Regions from separate parts of the Homo sapiens genome. Here region 1 is linked to region 2. A link is an interaction called in ENCODE POLR2A ChIA-PET data of the cell type or tissue named here. Cell type or tissue: CD4-positive, alpha-beta T cell. All regions are shown on one strand. Each heading gives the region's core, and the rest is flanking DNA. Links, peaks and the distances in the headings are about the cores only. Region 1 overlaps ANKRD44 (ankyrin repeat domain 44). Region 2 overlaps ANKRD44 (ankyrin repeat domain 44).

The links. ChIA-PET counts read pairs that join two places held together with the same protein. Peaks named below come from ENCODE experiments on the same cell type or tissue, not always from the same donor. Only the 100,000 strongest peaks of a DNase experiment are listed, where the experiment ranks them.
Region 1: POLR2A ChIA-PET joins it to region 2 with 10 read pairs; 12 of 35 experiments call an interaction of 5 or more read pairs at or near these places.

Annotation. Positions count from the first base shown.
Region 1 is chr2:197,208,166-197,216,503 of GRCh38, forward strand. All of the region lies in intron 1 of ANKRD44 (ankyrin repeat domain 44), which reads right to left. Among named protein-coding and RNA genes, the nearest start is that of ANKRD44-AS1, 14 kb to the left of the region's middle. RefSeq lists an enhancer at 4,627-4,866 and a silencer at 7,838-7,887. In CD4-positive, alpha-beta T cell, for the core only: no CTCF peak of the experiment used is centred there; DNase peaks (open chromatin) are centred at 56, 1,776, 3,846, 4,646 and 2 weaker places; H3K4me3 peaks cover 1,744 bases; H3K27ac peaks cover 7,674 bases.
Region 2 is chr2:197,261,933-197,270,270 of GRCh38, forward strand. All of the region lies in intron 1 of ANKRD44 (ankyrin repeat domain 44), which reads right to left. All of the region lies in intron 5 of ANKRD44-IT1 (ANKRD44 intronic transcript 1), which reads right to left. It also overlaps the pseudogene ATP5MC2P3. Among named protein-coding and RNA genes, the nearest start is that of ANKRD44-IT1, 36 kb to the right of the region's middle. In CD4-positive, alpha-beta T cell, for the core only: no CTCF peak of the experiment used is centred there; DNase peaks (open chromatin) are centred at 3,309, 4,189, 4,759, 7,449 and 2 weaker places; H3K27ac peaks cover 7,380 bases.

The DNA of each region.
Region 1 (8,338 bases), core at 17-8,016, 54 kb before region 2:
CTCAAAACAAAAGCGTGACCTCAACCTGCCTATAGGTGCCCTAGTGGAGAATGCTTGATACCAGGTGACAACCCCCACGCGCCCCAATAGTGCAAGAACAAAGTGGAGGCCAGAGAAGGGGCTGGTAGTTTCTTCTTAGTTCTCAGAAGGCTTATATGATGATCCACTCACCTCTCCTTCCACCTTAAGGGAAGAATGGAAGATAATAAGCAAAACTTCTAGAAAGAGCAATTAGCCCTTCAACTTCTAATATCCAGGTGGTTCAGTTCCCAGTGAGAGAGGTAAGTGGGCAATGGTAAGCTGTGCCACACACCAGGTATCTTATTTTTCAAGAATAGCTTTCTTGGCCAGAAGCAGTGTGGCTCACACCTGTAATCCCAATCCCAGCACTTTGGGAGGCCGAGGAGGGCAGATCACGAGGTCAGGAGATTGAGACCATTCTGGCTAACATGGTGAAACCCCGTCTCTACTAAAAATACAAAAAATTAGCCGAGCGTGGTGGTGGGCGCCTATAGTCCCAGCTACTCGGGAGGCTGAGGCAGGAGAATGGTGTGAACCTGGGAGGCAGAGCTTGCAGTGAGCCGAGATTGTACCACTGCACTGCAGGCTGGGCGACAGAGCGAGACTCTGTCTCAAAAAAATAAAAAATAAAAAATAAAAAAAAGAATAGCTTTCTCTTTAATGCTTTCACATGGGTTCTAATGGTAAGCTTGGAGAAGAATAACCTGAAATCCCATGTAAGTGCCCCATTTTCTCCAGGCTATTTGTCTGCCTCTCTCAGAACATAGTGTGATTCATCCATTAGGCTATCTGGAAAATAGGCATTTAGAATAAAGGCAAAGGGGATATAACAGGCAAGACTATTAGAGGTAGCTCTAAGCTTTGCTTTGTGCCGCTCAAGTGATTCATGAATGCAATTCATTTCCTTGCCTACAGTTCACATTCTCATGGCTGTTCAGAGATGAAAAGACAAGACGTTCTGAGTAGTTTCTTCGAATAGACCAAATCCTGATGCTGTTTATGAGCCTTGAGATAAAAAAACTCTGACTTCATAGCAACTCTTAATTATGTGAATGTACACCAAGAATAGGATAAATATAAAATCTATAGATAATCATGAAAAACAAGTTTTAGTTGGCATCCTGCTTCAGCCCTGCTAAATCATTTACCAGAGTAAACCTGGCTTGAAAACACTTTCAATTCCCCAACTGCTCTCAAGTGGGAGTGCAAATGAACAGAGAAATGGTGGGATGGGAGTCGGAGAAAGGCCTGACAAATATGTAGTCAGAGCTGCCACATCCATTCCTGTGCCTTTAGCAGACATCACTAATCAAGCATGATACTCTTTTCCATCTTGAATAAGCACAACCTTAGACTCTTCCTCAGCACTCAAGCAGTCCAGGCAATCATTACCAGTCAATAACAGCTGGCCCATTTGCCGTTCCAGTTTAGGAGAAATCTGGATGATCCACCAGTTATGTCATCAGTTAACTTTTAATTTCATCAAGAATTAAACATTGGTTGATTGGTCTTTCATTTAACTACTTCATTTTCCTCTAAGAACTAGGATAGTTTATGGAAATTGTCATGAAAAGCTAAAGCACATTGCTTCTAAGTTCTCTAAGATGGACAGATAAGCATGCTGTATCAGCACACAGCACAAGATTGTCTTGTGAGTCAGGGGAGCAAAGAATCAGATGAGGGTTTAGCCTAACAGGGAGTGAAGATATGACTGCGGCTAGAAGTTGAGGGCTGCTGGGGACTGGGTACTTGGAGACCTCACTTGGGGGAATATGGGCAAAGCCAGGAACCGCACAGAGACCACAGGAATCCACTCCTACTACCTAAGAGACGTCTTACAGAAATTCCTTTGAGTTAAAGTTTCCCCTGTTGAAATCACCTCTGAGTGAGTGAGGAGACTATCTTTCAGTCACACCTTAGTGGAGAATGTTTACTTAGGTTGTTTTTTCTTGACTCCTAAAAAAAGAACAGCAGCAAGAGGAAGTTGGGTGTTTCGAATGGAGACAAAGAAAGAAAACAAATGTGATTTGAGGCCTCCTAAGAAGGACTGTCTTGAATCCAATGCTGGGCTTGAGATGTGTTGAGAAGCACTTATTGAGCTACTACTGTATGGCAAGCACTTTTCATACATTATATTGCTTCCTCTTCACCCCTAACAGTGAGTTACGATTAACATCTTCCGTTTACAGATGAGAAAACCAAGGCTCAGTAATGTAAGTAACCTGACTGATGTTATAAAGCTAGTGAGGGGCTGAGGTCCCATCCAGACCAAGATTTCTCTGACGCCAAAGCTTGTTCTGTTCCCATTACACTGAGCTGGTTCCTCTGGGAAAGCATCAAAGACACACTTGGTACACTCAGAAATAAATGTTCCTTAAGGCCAATGCCTATCTGACTCTAACACCTTCTTCCAGAGATTAGGAAGGAAGCAAATTGTCCTCATGCAAGGCAGGCCTTAAGAGAGAAGGATCACCCCCACCTGTTGGAACATCTTGTCTTGGAGAGATTAGGGGGCCACGGGTTGTGGACTGGAATGGCATGTGTCATCCTCCTTCGGCTCAGATATCATTCCTCCCTTATGGAGAGAGGCAGCTTCAAAGGGGGTCAGAAACAGAAACTGAGCACAGTGAATGAGAGGCTGGAGAGGCAAATGTCCTCCTGCCACCTTTGATGGGGCAGAGGCATCCATGTGGGGCAGGATGTGCTCTGTTTGGTGGTATTGGAGAGGGGGTGTCTAGAAGCTAGTCCTGTCCTGCTCCATCAGTGGGGTTTACCTGGGGATCACACACTCCCTCATAGTATGTAGACGCCACTGTGCACCTGCATGCCGAGAAAAGGCAGCGGGCCAGGAGGACCCCCTGCCTCTTCTCTAATCATATCCCACCCACCCCTATGCCATGACCTAGGCTGCAGCTGCTCTCTAAGGACTCCTTGGTCCTGCACCCTCAATATTCTGGGAGATCACAGGAGTTGCCCTTTGGGCAGATCCAAGGACACCCAGGAGCAGCATCACCAGCACACGTGGGCAGGGAAGGCATAGTTCCTGCCACAGAAGCAGTGACACAGGGAGCAGGATACCTCCAGGGTGAGAGACAACCCAGGGATGTTGTGGGGAAATGGGGAGCAGGAAGAGATGGCAAGTAACACACACTCAGTGTTTTCTGCATATCCCAGTGAATCCTCCAACTATCCCCATTCTGCAGAAAATTTCAATAACTTAGCCAAGGAGCCAGGATCAACCAGGTACTTCCACCAAAGTACCTGTAACAGAAGACAAGAGTGAACGTCTTTCCCTACATGTCTGCCTGAAAAATACGTTTTTAACTTAACATTCACATGAATTTTACAGTCTAGTGCTGCCTTAAGATATCCATGTTCATTTCAATGGAAAAATAATGTCTTTAGTTAACTAACTTAAAAAAATTAACCATCTGTGAAATCACGCTAATCCCATGAGTACATTTCTCAGGGGTACCACCTCGAGGGGCACAAGAATCTTGGGCCAAGTCAGGGCCACACCATCCTGCTGCCCCAGGCACCATGAGATGCTCCTTCTTTTCCCAACTTGGAGGTTCCAGGTGTTCATTAGGAGATGCAGCAGGTTATAAACCATAACTCAGAGAAGAGGAATAGTGGGGGGCAGCAAGCAGGAGACGACGCAGCACAAAGAAGCCCCAAGAAAGGTGATCGACAGATCCAGACCAACAGAGCCAAAGGAACACAAGCACCTCGGGACTCCAATCACTTTGCCCTCCTCAGGTTTGTGACCAACACTCCGGTGATGAAGGGCTAGTAATCAACAGTAAGCTCATGCACGGGAATTCCCTTCACTGAGCCTCTCTCTCTCTCTCAGTCTCTCTCTCTCTCACACACACACACACACACACACCCCACAGCACCACTTTGGGGGAAGGAGAGGAGATATTGCAGAGCTAGAGTTTTGGAACTGGAACAAGGAGGGACTTTCTGGTGGATCAAAGTATGCTAGAGATCAGGCAGTACTAGAGCCAAGAGTTTGCAACCAGGCAGATAGGGATCCAGTGGGAGCACACTGGCACCAAACACGAAAGTCATCTGGCCTCTGAAACTGGCTTTTATGAGCCAGTAAGTGTGTGAGCTTAGATCATGGATAATTTTCAAAGAAACCACTTGTATCACACAGTCCCTATTCGAGAACCCAAAATGCTTCTGCACTAAATATTTGAACCCCTATGTATTTAATGGTTATCTAGTCAGTCCATTGTTGCCTAGACAAAGGCAAATTCTCAGGAATCTACCAAGACCATAAGTTTTAGAAGGGCAGGGATTCGGTCACTGTGGTCACCACTATATCCCTAACTGCTAGCACATAGTAGGCCCTCAATAAATCTCTGCTCATGATTCATTCACATTCATTCAAAATAACACATTTGTTCACCCTGCCTCTTCCACTCTCCTTTTATAGGGAGTATTAACCAAAAAGGTTATTGCAGGCTCTCACAGAAGAACTTCTACATGAGTAAAAATTCTGCATCACAGCAACTGCAGTGGTGTCATGTCAGACATGTTTTTGCTCAAAAGAATTCAGTTAACACCCACAAGGAAGGGAGGTGGACACGTACACACACAAACACACACTTCAATCAGGAACTCGGTGATCACATGCCCACGGTGAGAGAGAAAAAAGGAAACACGACCCCACAGCTTCCTCTGCATCTCATTCCAGAAAGCTTTTCACAGTGTGAACATCTCACAGAGCTGACTGGGATTCTAGTGTTTAAAGAAACATATTTTTCATACAAGTTGGCCCCTAAATGCAAGCCAACTTCTTATCTGGTGCTCAAAGAAACAGCAATGCGGCTCCAACTCTGCAGGCCAAAGTGGCTGTGTTGGCCTCCACAAGGGATAGTATACAGGCCTCCATGGTGGCACCTTCCAAAGAGATTTTCAAGAGTAATTTTGACTCTACAAGACTTCTACCTCACACATATAGGGGCTTAGCCACCCAGCGAGCTATGACCCCTCTAACACAGTCTGGTATATCACCCAAACAAGGTTAGCCTGAAGGAAGGAGAAGTTCTCAAAGGAGAGCATTATACATCTTGTTACACAAGCGGTCTATAAAGTAAGTCTGTTTAATGTAGACAATGTTATTTTTGGCATATCATCTTCCAACCAGTTTTCTGGTTTTCAAAATAATATCTACGAGGTGATTACTCCAGAGAGCCCACTTGGAATTTTTCTGATTTTTTTTCTAATTTATTTCAGCACATGTTATTTCAAGATCTCTATGAAACATATTAAACACATTTAACCTTACCTAAAATAAAACCAACTCATTAGATGATATAAAAAACATCTCATTAGCAAAGCACTGATAAATATTTTCTCTCTTCCAGCTAAGCATTGCTCATTATACACTTGAGCACTGTGCAGTCTTATCATGCCACAATTATCAGCCTCATACGCTGAGCCTAAGCATAAAACTATTATTGAGCAAATAATGGAATTGGACCTGTACACTGCTAAGCTCCTGTAGACTGGCTCATACAATCTGGCCGATTTATATAGCCAGTTTGAACCAACTGCACGTTTTCATAAACAGGCAATTCTCACACTTTTAATGATCTGATTTATTAGACCTTCTAAGTAAACAAGCTTAGAACTCTTTCTCTTTTTAAAAAGGTACATACAGCAACTTTAAGATATTATATGTGTATGTATCTTGGCAATACTACAGCACCTTTAAGAGGGTATATGTATCTTTGGGAAGATAGACTGTTTTCTAAAGCATAGTCTAGGTTTCTCTAATGCTATGTGAATTTTAGAATCACTTTAAGGCAATCAAGTCACTTTGGAGACAAAGAAAGAATAAGATGAAGGTAGCAACTGAAAAGCAACCTCAGATAAGCTATAGCTATTTTCATATTCTTTACCCCCATAATTTTTGTGGGAAATTACTATAAGGAAATGATCAGAGATGAGCACAAAGATTTATGTTCAGGGTGTATATTAGGGTGTTGGTTATTATAGAAAAAAAACCAAAAGCTTCTTAATTGTCCAATCTCAGGGACATAATAAAATATGGCACATCAAAATGATGGGATATTATGCAGCTATTAAAAATGTCATTTCAAATAATTTTTAAAGACTTGGAGAAATATTTATCATATAGCATTAAGTGACAATTTAAAAAAAACAGTAAACAAAACTATATCCAAGGCCTAGCCTAGTGTCTGGCACCTGGCAAACATGCAAAAAGAATTTTGTTGCATTAAGTAACATATACAATGAGATAGCAAGTCTATATTTTAAGTAAATATGTACATACATACATAAAGAGGAAGAGTAAGAGAAAAAAGACCAAGTCAGTAGTATTTATGTCTTAGTGATTAGATTACAAGTTATTTTCTCCTTTTTTCTTTTGCTCATCTGTATATACCACATCTTACAGTTAATACCTATCACTGATATAGTTGGGAAAGAAAAGAAATGCTATAAAAACTAAATGTGAAAACACACATTTACATGAAATTGCATTTTAAATGGAATTTTAAAAGAGTAATTAGAACACAGAAGCCTGCCAATCCCAGCAGCAACAACAGAAGCAAAGTCTTGAATTGGAAGGTCACATATGCCTGTTCCCAAATAGATGCTCCAAGGCAGGCCAAACTGGAATTCTGGGACTAGAAGAACAGCTGGATTTTTTTGTTTTTGTTTTGTTTTTTTTGAGACAGAGTCTCACTCTGTCACCCAGGCTAGAATGCAGTGGCACAATTTCCACTCACTACAACCTCTGCCTCCAGGGTTCAAGTGATTCTCATGCCTCAGCCTCCCGAGTAGCTGGGATTATACGCACACCACCATACCTGGCTAGTATTTGTATTTTTAGTAGAGACAGGGTTTTGCCATGTTGGCCAGGCTGGTCTCGAACTCCTGGCCTCACATGATCCTCCCGGCTCAGCCTCCCAAAGTGCTGGGATTACAGGAGTCAGCCACCATGCCAGGCCAGAACAGCTGTATTTTTAAAGCAAGTATATGCTTCATTTTTCACTTTGCATCAGAATCTTCTGTGTTGAGATGATGTATAAAATCTAAGCCAAATTGAACTAGTTTTAATTCATACTGTTTACTGAACAACATTAGCCCAATTTTTCAACTGAAGATTTTTCTTGCTTTTGGTAGAGAAAAGGCTATTTTGCATGTCATTGGCTAGGCTTCAGAAACCAAAGGTTTTGGCCGCATGAGGTTCTCTCAGTGCAGGGGGTTAGAAGGTACCAATGCCTCAGTGTAACATTTGAAGTGGGAGAGTGTGAGGTAGTAAATCCATGTGTTTCCAATTTTCCCATCCCTGAAACCACAGATTAGAGAAAATCTCCGCAAATAATTTTTGATGACCTCAAATGGCTTCAATTAAATGAAATCAAATCAAATATTTCTAGTTGAATACTATGTATTGTTAATAAGGATGAAATGTGTTCTTGATCGACCGAGTATCTGAAAAAAAACTATCTGGCTCTTTAAATGATATATATTTAAGCCCTGTCACTAAGTAGCCATTTAATTAAAGTAAATGTCTCAGCATAAATCCTGCTGGCACAGGGTCATGTAGGTTTAAAAATCAACCTGCAATTAGGACTTTCGGCCTAATTATGTGGCAACAAACTTAGCTAGGAGCAGTGACATATTGAGGGTCTTTAAAAGCTTTACACTTTTGTGCCAAAATTTATGATGCTGTTTCCTCCTCCTTTCCTTCTCAATTTGTATGCAACTTCACAACCTTGATTAACAGCAGCATCTGGCAGTTCTCTTCCAAGCAGCTGTGATGTAGAGGAAAGAACACAAAATTTAAAGTCAAACCAATCGGGGTTCAAGGACTTGCTCTGCCCCTTGCTGGCTCCAACTATGCCCTGGATGCCTGTCTTAGTAAAACCAAGAAGACATCACCTACCTCTTCTGGAGGCTTGTGAGGATCAAAAGAGTAACTCATGTGAAGATACTGGGTACAAAGTCGTCATTCAAAATGCAGTCTGGTATAGTTTTCAAATATTAGTGTCCTAATGTGGAAGTAATATGTAAGAATGGTGCTTCCATTCAACAGAGGAAATGAGTCATTTCACCCTAAAGGTCTCTCACTTAGGAAGAGCAGCAATATTTCCTCCATAATTCATGCTATCCAGTAATCCACAAATTTCTTTGGAGTTTCTTCTGTGAACTAATTAATACCCACCAAAGGATCAATGTCATTGCAGGGAAAATCTGTGGCTTCTTAGTCTGTCCTACCTCCCTCCATTTTAGGAGCTGTCCCTCCTAAATCCTTGTGATCCAGATGAAACTG
Region 2 (8,338 bases), core at 302-8,301:
TCTTCTGTGTGACGGGACAAGAGAAAAACCGAGGGCAAAATGCAAATTCACATGCAACTAGAAATCACAACTAAAAATCTGTAATGTATGATATGTGCTAGGCTTTACAATAAGAGTCTATGAGAAACAGCTTACTTCCTACCAGCCAGGACAAAATATTCGCACACTGTTATACAAACAAATCTTCCTAGCCATACGGTAGTTCCCTCTGATACAGCACTCTGGGCAGAGAGCAATAAACAAAATCCAGACAGGAAGTAGCCAGAAAGAATAAATGGCAGAGCTTTCTGGCAGTATCTTCCTGTAGAGAAACAAGAGACAGCTTTTTATTTTAATAAAATTATCTTAGAACCCAGGCCCTAAAATTACTTATTAATATGATTCCCCACAGAGGTGGGGAAGTTATAAATGAGGTTGTAGTGTTTTGGCTCCACTCCTAGAGTCAACATCATGAAGTGAACTCTATTTACTGGCCACTGACAACTCCAGAATCAAATTCCCATCCAGAATGAACAATTTTGACCTACCCCCTAGTGGGTGCCCTTTCTGAAGCCTTTTCTCATTTTAAGGCATATGGATTTGTGCTAACGGAAATTCCACGTAAAAATTTCAACCTACCAAAATGAGTGCATTCTTTCCACAGAAGAATGTTTGAAGAAACTACAGTTGCTTTTAAGTTAAGATTGACAGGTCAGGCATGGTGGCTCATGCCTGTAATCCCAGCACTTTGGAAGACCGAGGCGGGTGGATCACTTGAGGCCAGGAGTTCAAGACTAATCTGCCCAATATGGTGAAACCCTGTCTCTAATAAAAATATTAAAAATTAGCCAGGCATGGTGGAGCACACCTGTAATTCCAGTTACTTGGGAGGCTGAGACAGGAGAATCGCTTTAACCCAGGAGGCAGAGGTTGCAGTAAGCCGAGATCACGCCACTGCACTCCAGCCTGGGAAACACAGTGAGATTCTTTTAAAAAAACAAAAACAAAAACAAAAAACGTTAGCAATACATTCAAAATTTACTTTCCTAACATGGATATCTAAACAATACATTAAGCAAGATATCATATTGCATGATATGCTCTGGTGCTGTCTGTGAATAATAATGCCTCTTTAAAAGGTGTTGTGTCTTCCCTGCACTGGGCCCAGCTCTCCTGCCACAGCCCCTCACCCCCTGAAAATGTACACCTGCTCCAAGTTCGTCTCCACTCCCTCCTTGGTCAAGAGCGCCTCACAGCTGCTAAGCCATCTGCTACCTGCAGTGGTGCTGAAATGACCAGAGACACTGACAGGTGAGAACCTCAGCAGCTTGGTAGTCTCACGTCCCCTTACCTCACTTGTCCCTGGCCGCAGCTTGGAAAGCAGCGCCATTTCAAGGGACATCGACACAACAGCCAAGTTCATTGGGGCTGGGGCGCCACAGTTGGGGTGGCGGGCTCTGGGGCTGGGATTGCGACTGTGTTTGGGAGCCTCATCATTGATTATGCCAGGAACCCTTCTCTGAAACAACAGCTCTTCTCCTACACCATTCTAGGCTTTACCCTCTAGGAAACCATGGGGCTCTTTTGCCTGATGGTGGCCTTTCTCATCCTCTTCCCCATGTGAAGCAGCTGTCTCCACCTCCCATATTTCTTTCTCCCATGTCTTGTCAGCCCTGTATGTTTCTTTTCCTGCACCTCCCCAGATGGCCTGGGGAACATGGTTGGCTCAGGGTTTGATAGAGGAAAGACAAATACTGTATTAATAAGAAAAAGAAAAAAAAAGGTGTCAAGTTTGAATTTGCCTGAAAGCCACAGCAGTACAGGAACACTGAAGGGCAAATGTCACTATTCCGGTGTAGCAGAGGCTCCTAGCTGTCTCCCCAGGATCCATCTTCTCTCTCCTCTATAGTAACAGAAGCCTTAGCTAGGCACATGGCTGCCTCCCTAAAGATTACATTTCCCAGCCTGCCTTGTAGAAAATTAATTATGTGATTGATTCTGGCTAACGGAATAAGATGTTTTCAACTTCCAGGTCATGTTCTTAAAAGAAAGGAGGCCAGAAGCCCGGTACAGTGGTATGCATCTGTAGTCCCAGCTACACCTGAGGCTGAGGCAGGAGGATCACTCGAGCCTAGGAGCTTGAGACCAGCCTGGGCAACATAGTGAGATCATGTTTCTTATTTTAAAAAGAAAAGAAAAAGGAAAAGGAAAAGAAAGGAGCCTGCCCTCCTCTTTCCTACTTCCTTTTCCCATAGTGATAGAAGATGGAGCAACTATCTTAGCTGAAAGATAGAAGCTATGTGGTAGAGATGGCATAGTAATAAAAGAAAACTTTATCCCCAACATCATGGAGTCATCTTCTCAGTCTTGGTTTGTTTATGCTCAGACCATTATAGATGAGAGTAAAATAAACTTCTGTGTTCTAATTTTGACCAAATAAGTATCCCGACTAATACCTCTCTTGAAGCACTTTGAATTCAACCGCTATCTTTTGTTTTGATAGCCATTCCTTACGCAGAAAGCATCCTGGATTTCTTGAAAGGAATTTCCCAGCATGTTTTCAGCAGGCACTGTCAGAGTTTGATGATAGCATCAACGTTTTTGAGTTTTTAGTATCATTTTTCACAATCCTTGAAGTCAGAGCTGCAACAAATAGTTCATAACATGGGGTGGATTTCCTCCCTTTCCCTCAGGGCATCCTCACAGAAGGAGAAAGTCTTCGGCTCTAGCACCCATCCAGTAAAGGGCTAGTCTTGTCTTCCCCATCTCTGTCTCTAGCCAGAGATGGCAGGATGCTCCTGGGCACTAGAATCCTTCACATCATTTATAATATGGGAACCTTTCTTTAACCTTTTCCAGACTCCTGAGGGTGATTAGAAAATAACATTTCCCAAGTTCAAGAAATCAAAACCCATGACTCTATATCCCTGACAAAATGGACAAAATACTTAGGTCAAAGTTACCAGGTCAGCTTTTATAGGCTCCTTAAAAATTATATGGTTTTCTTTTAAAAGACACTAAAAGTTCTCAATTTTTTAATGGTCATTGCCATTTACAAAATAAAAACGATAGTTGGCTCAATGACAAGGACAGTAAAAGAGTCAGCAGCATCTTGGGCACACTGAGAAAACCCAGTAAACCTCCCACAGAATTCCGTCCTCATAGAAATATTCTGTCCAACATCAACCCTGAATCCCACTCTAGCCAAAAATTCAAATAAGTGCAAAGACATCATGAGCCCATTCCACATGCCAGGTAGCTTTTTCTTATTTTAGACAGAGAAATGCTAACGTACTTCCTTAAGTAACAGCACTTTTTTTCTTTTTTTTTTTTTTTGGTGGGGAGGGGGTGGGGAGACAGAGTCTTCCTCTGTCAGCCAGGCTGAAGTGCAGTGGCATGATCTCAGCTCACTGCAACCTCTGCCTCCTGGGTTCAAGTGATTCTCCTGCCTCAGCCTCCCGAATAGCTGGGACTATAGGGGTGCGTCACAGCACCAGCTAATTTTTTGAATTTTTAGTAGAGACAGGGTTTCACCATGTTGGCCAGGCTGGTCTCGAACTCTTGACCTCAAGTGATCTGCCTGTCTCAGCCTCCCAAAGTGCTGGGATTACAGGTGTGAGCCACCATGCCCGGCCAGTAACAGCTTTTTAAAAATGAAGTTGTGGGCTACCTCTTTTTTTTCTTTACTGTCTCTGCCTTGTCTAATAAAAATGACAGAACATTTTGTTTCATGATTCTCTATCTCCTAAGTGTAGAGTTTCTCATATGCAGAGATCATTATAATTGAGACCATTTATGAACAAAGCATATTAAATGTTACCATGAAAATACTGCAAACCAATGGGTATCACTTTCCTTTAACACTTGAAAAAGCACATAATTCCATGATGTTAAAAAGAGAGACAAAAAGGAACGTTTTTAATAATATTTCAACCCTTTGGCTTTATTAGCAGTATGACATAAGAGTTCTAATCCGAAAAACCTATGTTTTCACAAATTGAAATCGAGTAGTAAAAGCCTTTTGTCACATCCTCCAAGGGCTAAAATGTAAAGCATATGACATAGCCCTATATAAAAATGACCTTCAGTAAAAATAATAAATCAAATGCTCACTCTCCAAGCAGAACGTCACAAACTGAATACCAGGTAAAAGGAAAGCTGTACATGAAGGCGTTGTGCTTTCGTGGGAAAATGATTGCTCATGCAAGCAGAACCTATTGGAGGAGAGGTAGCCGCCTGGCCAGGCTGGAACTCATAGTCTTTCAGGGGTTCAGCTGGAGGTGAAGACTATCTAAAGAATTCGCCACCAAGAACCATCATTTTCAGTCCTTTCTGATTAAGGACCAAAATAAAAGCTCAGTAGCTACTTCATTTTGATAATTTTTAGAAAGCCTCAAATAACAGCTAAGAACTTTCTATAAGGATGCCAGAGGAAAGGGGGAAAAATGGAAAATTACAGTTGAAATTACATCCTTAAGAGAGCCAGTTAAGCCACTAATATACAAACAGATCTCAAGTCTGCTGTCTGACCCAGAAAACCACAGATGAGGAATTCATTTTAGGACTAATTACACAAACATTAAATCACTCAATTTTTCACCCTTTATATTTAAAATTTTGGCATTTTCCTCCCTTTTTCTTTACACGAACTGAATGACAGTCCCTAACCAAAAGACTTGACCTTGGAAATGAGAAATCATCTAGTATGGGCATGCAAGAGTGTCACTAAACTCTGTATAACCTCAGGCAAGTCATTGCACCTTTCTATTCTGCCATTTCCCCACCAGCAAAAAACAAACCGCACTTCCTACTACCTGTTGCGATGAAAAATGAAATACTCTAAGTAAGTCAAGCACCTCAGAGGCTTTCAATGTGTTTTATGACATTCATAGAGTCAGTTTTGAGCATCTGAGAAATAATCTCTTCCATTTAATCTTCTATTCACAATATAGAAAAATGTCCTATACGGTCTGTTAAAAATAATAAAGGCAAAAAGCTTGACCGTCTCAGGTCATGGAGAATTACTTTCTCTGAAAAGCCCAGTCTTCTAGATTAATATCCAAAAGGACAGGGATTTTGTCTGTTTTGCTCTGTAACATATTCTCAGCACCTAGAACAATGCCACATCAAGGCATTCATTAAATATTAGATGAATGAATGAATAAAGGGAATAAAGGTTTAGCCTGAATAAACATGGAAATCTTTTTATTCTAGCTATTTTAGGTAGACATCTTAAAATGTATAGTAGCATTCTTCCTTACCATCTTGAGAAAATTATAAGGACATTTTGCAGATGACTAAGGGTCGCCATCATGCACATTCTGTATTTCAAGGATGCTCTCAGTGTCTTTTAAAATGCTAAAATCACTCCAGAATCTTTAATGTAATTTTTCAGCTCCTTTATGCATTTATCATTTTTCCCATCCTCCTCCACCTTTCTAATAGGTTGTCATTTCTCCCTATTGTGAACAATTGGCTGTTGCTAATTTATTGTGCACGTAAAAGCCAATTAGCCATGTGTCTAAAGTAAGAGTACCTGCCTCTGAGGGCCTAAGGCCTTCTCCTAAGAGGAAAAAATATGATCCTTAGACTTTGCCACATCTATGTTTGGCTCCATTTTTTAATGTTTCTTGATTCTCCACCACGTTCTAGATAGGTAAAAGGCCAGATAGCCAAGTTCCAAATAAGTGTACCCAATCAATTCATGCTGAAATGACATGCTGTGGTACTAAGAGGCACTTGCTCCATGAGACAGGGTATCTGAAAACAATGGCTCCAGATAATGCTGGTTATCTAAGTAAGCAGCTGTTTCAATGCTAGAGTAGGGTTGTCCAAGACAAAGCACCAGGAGTGGAGGGAAGACTGTCTCTCCGTGCTGACTGTCCAAGGGAAGAAGCCATTCCAGAGGAGCTGGGGTCGGGGTAAGACACCAAGGCAGGAACTGAGAAAGTCACCAGAATCAGGGTCAAGGTAGAAATCACAACTTGGGAACAAAGCCAAAGCCCAGTCTCCCAACAAGGGACACAAAGGCAAGGCCAGACCTGACTTGACACAGAGTTTCAGGGTCAGGCTGGAGCTCCTTAAATCCTTGGATCCAGAATGGGATCTCCAGGAAGGAGCCAAATGTCTTAGATTGTGGCAAGGCTGAGGAACTCAGCACAGGTTTTACAATAGAAAAAGAAGGGCACAGCATGGCCAACTACCTCCTTCACCATGGCCCAAGGGCATCACAATGGGAAGGATAAGGTGAGGGATACCCCAGAAGCTGTGGAGCTGATCTATGAAGCCCTTCTATGCCCAGCTTCAGCACATGTGCCATGAAAATCTATCAGTCTTGTTAATAGCAAAGGTAGAAAGAGTGGTTCAGGAAGATAAATCTGGAGAAAGAAGCATCTGAGATGCACTGGGGCACGGGAAATAGGAGGCAAAGAGATGACAAGTTATCCAAGAACAATGTGATGAAGGCTCTGACAATTTCCAACTTTGGGTAAGAAAAGAGAGAAACTATCATTTTTTGTGACTTTCTGTGAACCAAGCACAATGCTGGCATTCTTCACATTCGTTATCTCATTTATTCCTCACTTTAAGTCTGCAAGAGAAGTATACTGTTCCCATTTTATAGGTGAGGAAATTAAAATCCAGAGAGGAAAGGAATTGTAGTCACATGGCGTGGATGACAGAGATGCGATTCACTCTGGAATGATCTGATTCCAAAAGCTGATTCCACTTGCACCAGCCGATACCCAGGTGACTTTTTTAAAATGGAAGAATGCGGTGAATGGGATAAGGAGGGGGTCTGTATGTCTGCATGCATCTGCTTTTCATGGGCTTAAGGAATCAGCCTGGACTGAGACCTTCCTCATATGCCCTGCCTTCACTCCGCAGAACTGGGAATCCATCAGACTGGAGGCTTTCATCCCTAAGATGCCTCCCTAACACTGGGGAAATCATGTTTTAAAATGTTTTTTTAAATTGTAATGATCTAAAGCTACCTATCTAATCTGTGTGTTGATTGCTCAGCGTTCTTAAATCAGGATGTATCTCGTGGAACCTTAGATTACAGCTGGTTTGGGGAAAAATATGACTCAGATAAAATAAGAAATGCATACTCAAAAAAAGTCCAACATTTCCATGAAAAGCCATTAAGCTTTGGGGTGCTGGTAATGTGTTTTTGTTTTTGTTTTTGATCTGGTTGCTACTCATAGAGTGTATTCATGAAGATATATACTTATTAAATGTGCTCTCTTCCACATGTATAGTATGCTTCAAAAAAGTTTTTTAACTGCCAGAGCAGAGTAACATTTTATCCCTGCCCTGTTCCAGTGTAAACTGGCCTTTTATAAATAAGCAATAAAGCAGGGAAAGTTTGAATATGGAGATAGGAGCAGTAAGGCTCCTCTCTCCTAATGGAGATCCACTAAGAGAAGCACTCTACTCATAACCAGAAGGCTGTTGCCTTGGAAACGGGAGCTGTAACTACTGCAATCACACCTCAGGAGCAAAGATGGCCAAGATCTATTTCAATTCTTAGATATCTCGAGGAACCGCAGATGACTGTAACTATGGAAGATAGCCAATCTGTAGTAATGAAGAAGCGCATGCTGGAGTTAGAAAGGCTGCAATTGAGAAAGGAAAAGAGGGGGCAGGGGAAGAAGGAGAAGATAGAATTGAAGTATAACAAGGAAAGCCTAATCCAAGAACTGCAGAGCTGAGGGGCTCTTGGTGGCATTTCTTTAAGCCATGCCACCCTCTAGTTTATTGCCCACCTACTACCTGCCAAACCATGCTAGGTACTGGGAGGACAAAGCCAGGAAAATACACACTCAAAGTGGCCCATGGGAGGTATAAGTACCCTGGGACCAATTAACCTCAGTGTGCAAAATGGGTACAGGAGGCTTCGGAGAGACAGTGGCATTTTTAAGCTGGAACTCAAAGAACATGTAGGAATTTCCCAGGCAGAGAAGACTGAGGAGAGACATCTCAGACAAAGGGAGGTGCAAAGGGCAGAGGCATGAAACAGCATGTTCTGTTTTTCAGCAGGGTGGCTACCTGCAATTCTGGATAGGACACTTCCATGTCTGGTAGATTGTCCCACACACTGCAGGACATTTGCTGTCTCAGACCCCACCCACTCATTGCTGGCAGCAACTCCCAGTCATGACAACAGCTAAAGTAATGCCCCTCCCACATTTCCAAATGTCCTCAAGGATGGGGGGATGCTATTGTTCCCAGTTAAGAAGCCTGAGAACCTAGGGGAACAGATGTGTGGCTGGAGCAGGGATTGGGGGACAGGGGTGGGAGGTGAGGATGAGAGTGCAGGTAAAGATCAGAGTTAAGGCCTTGCACATGCCACTCGGGA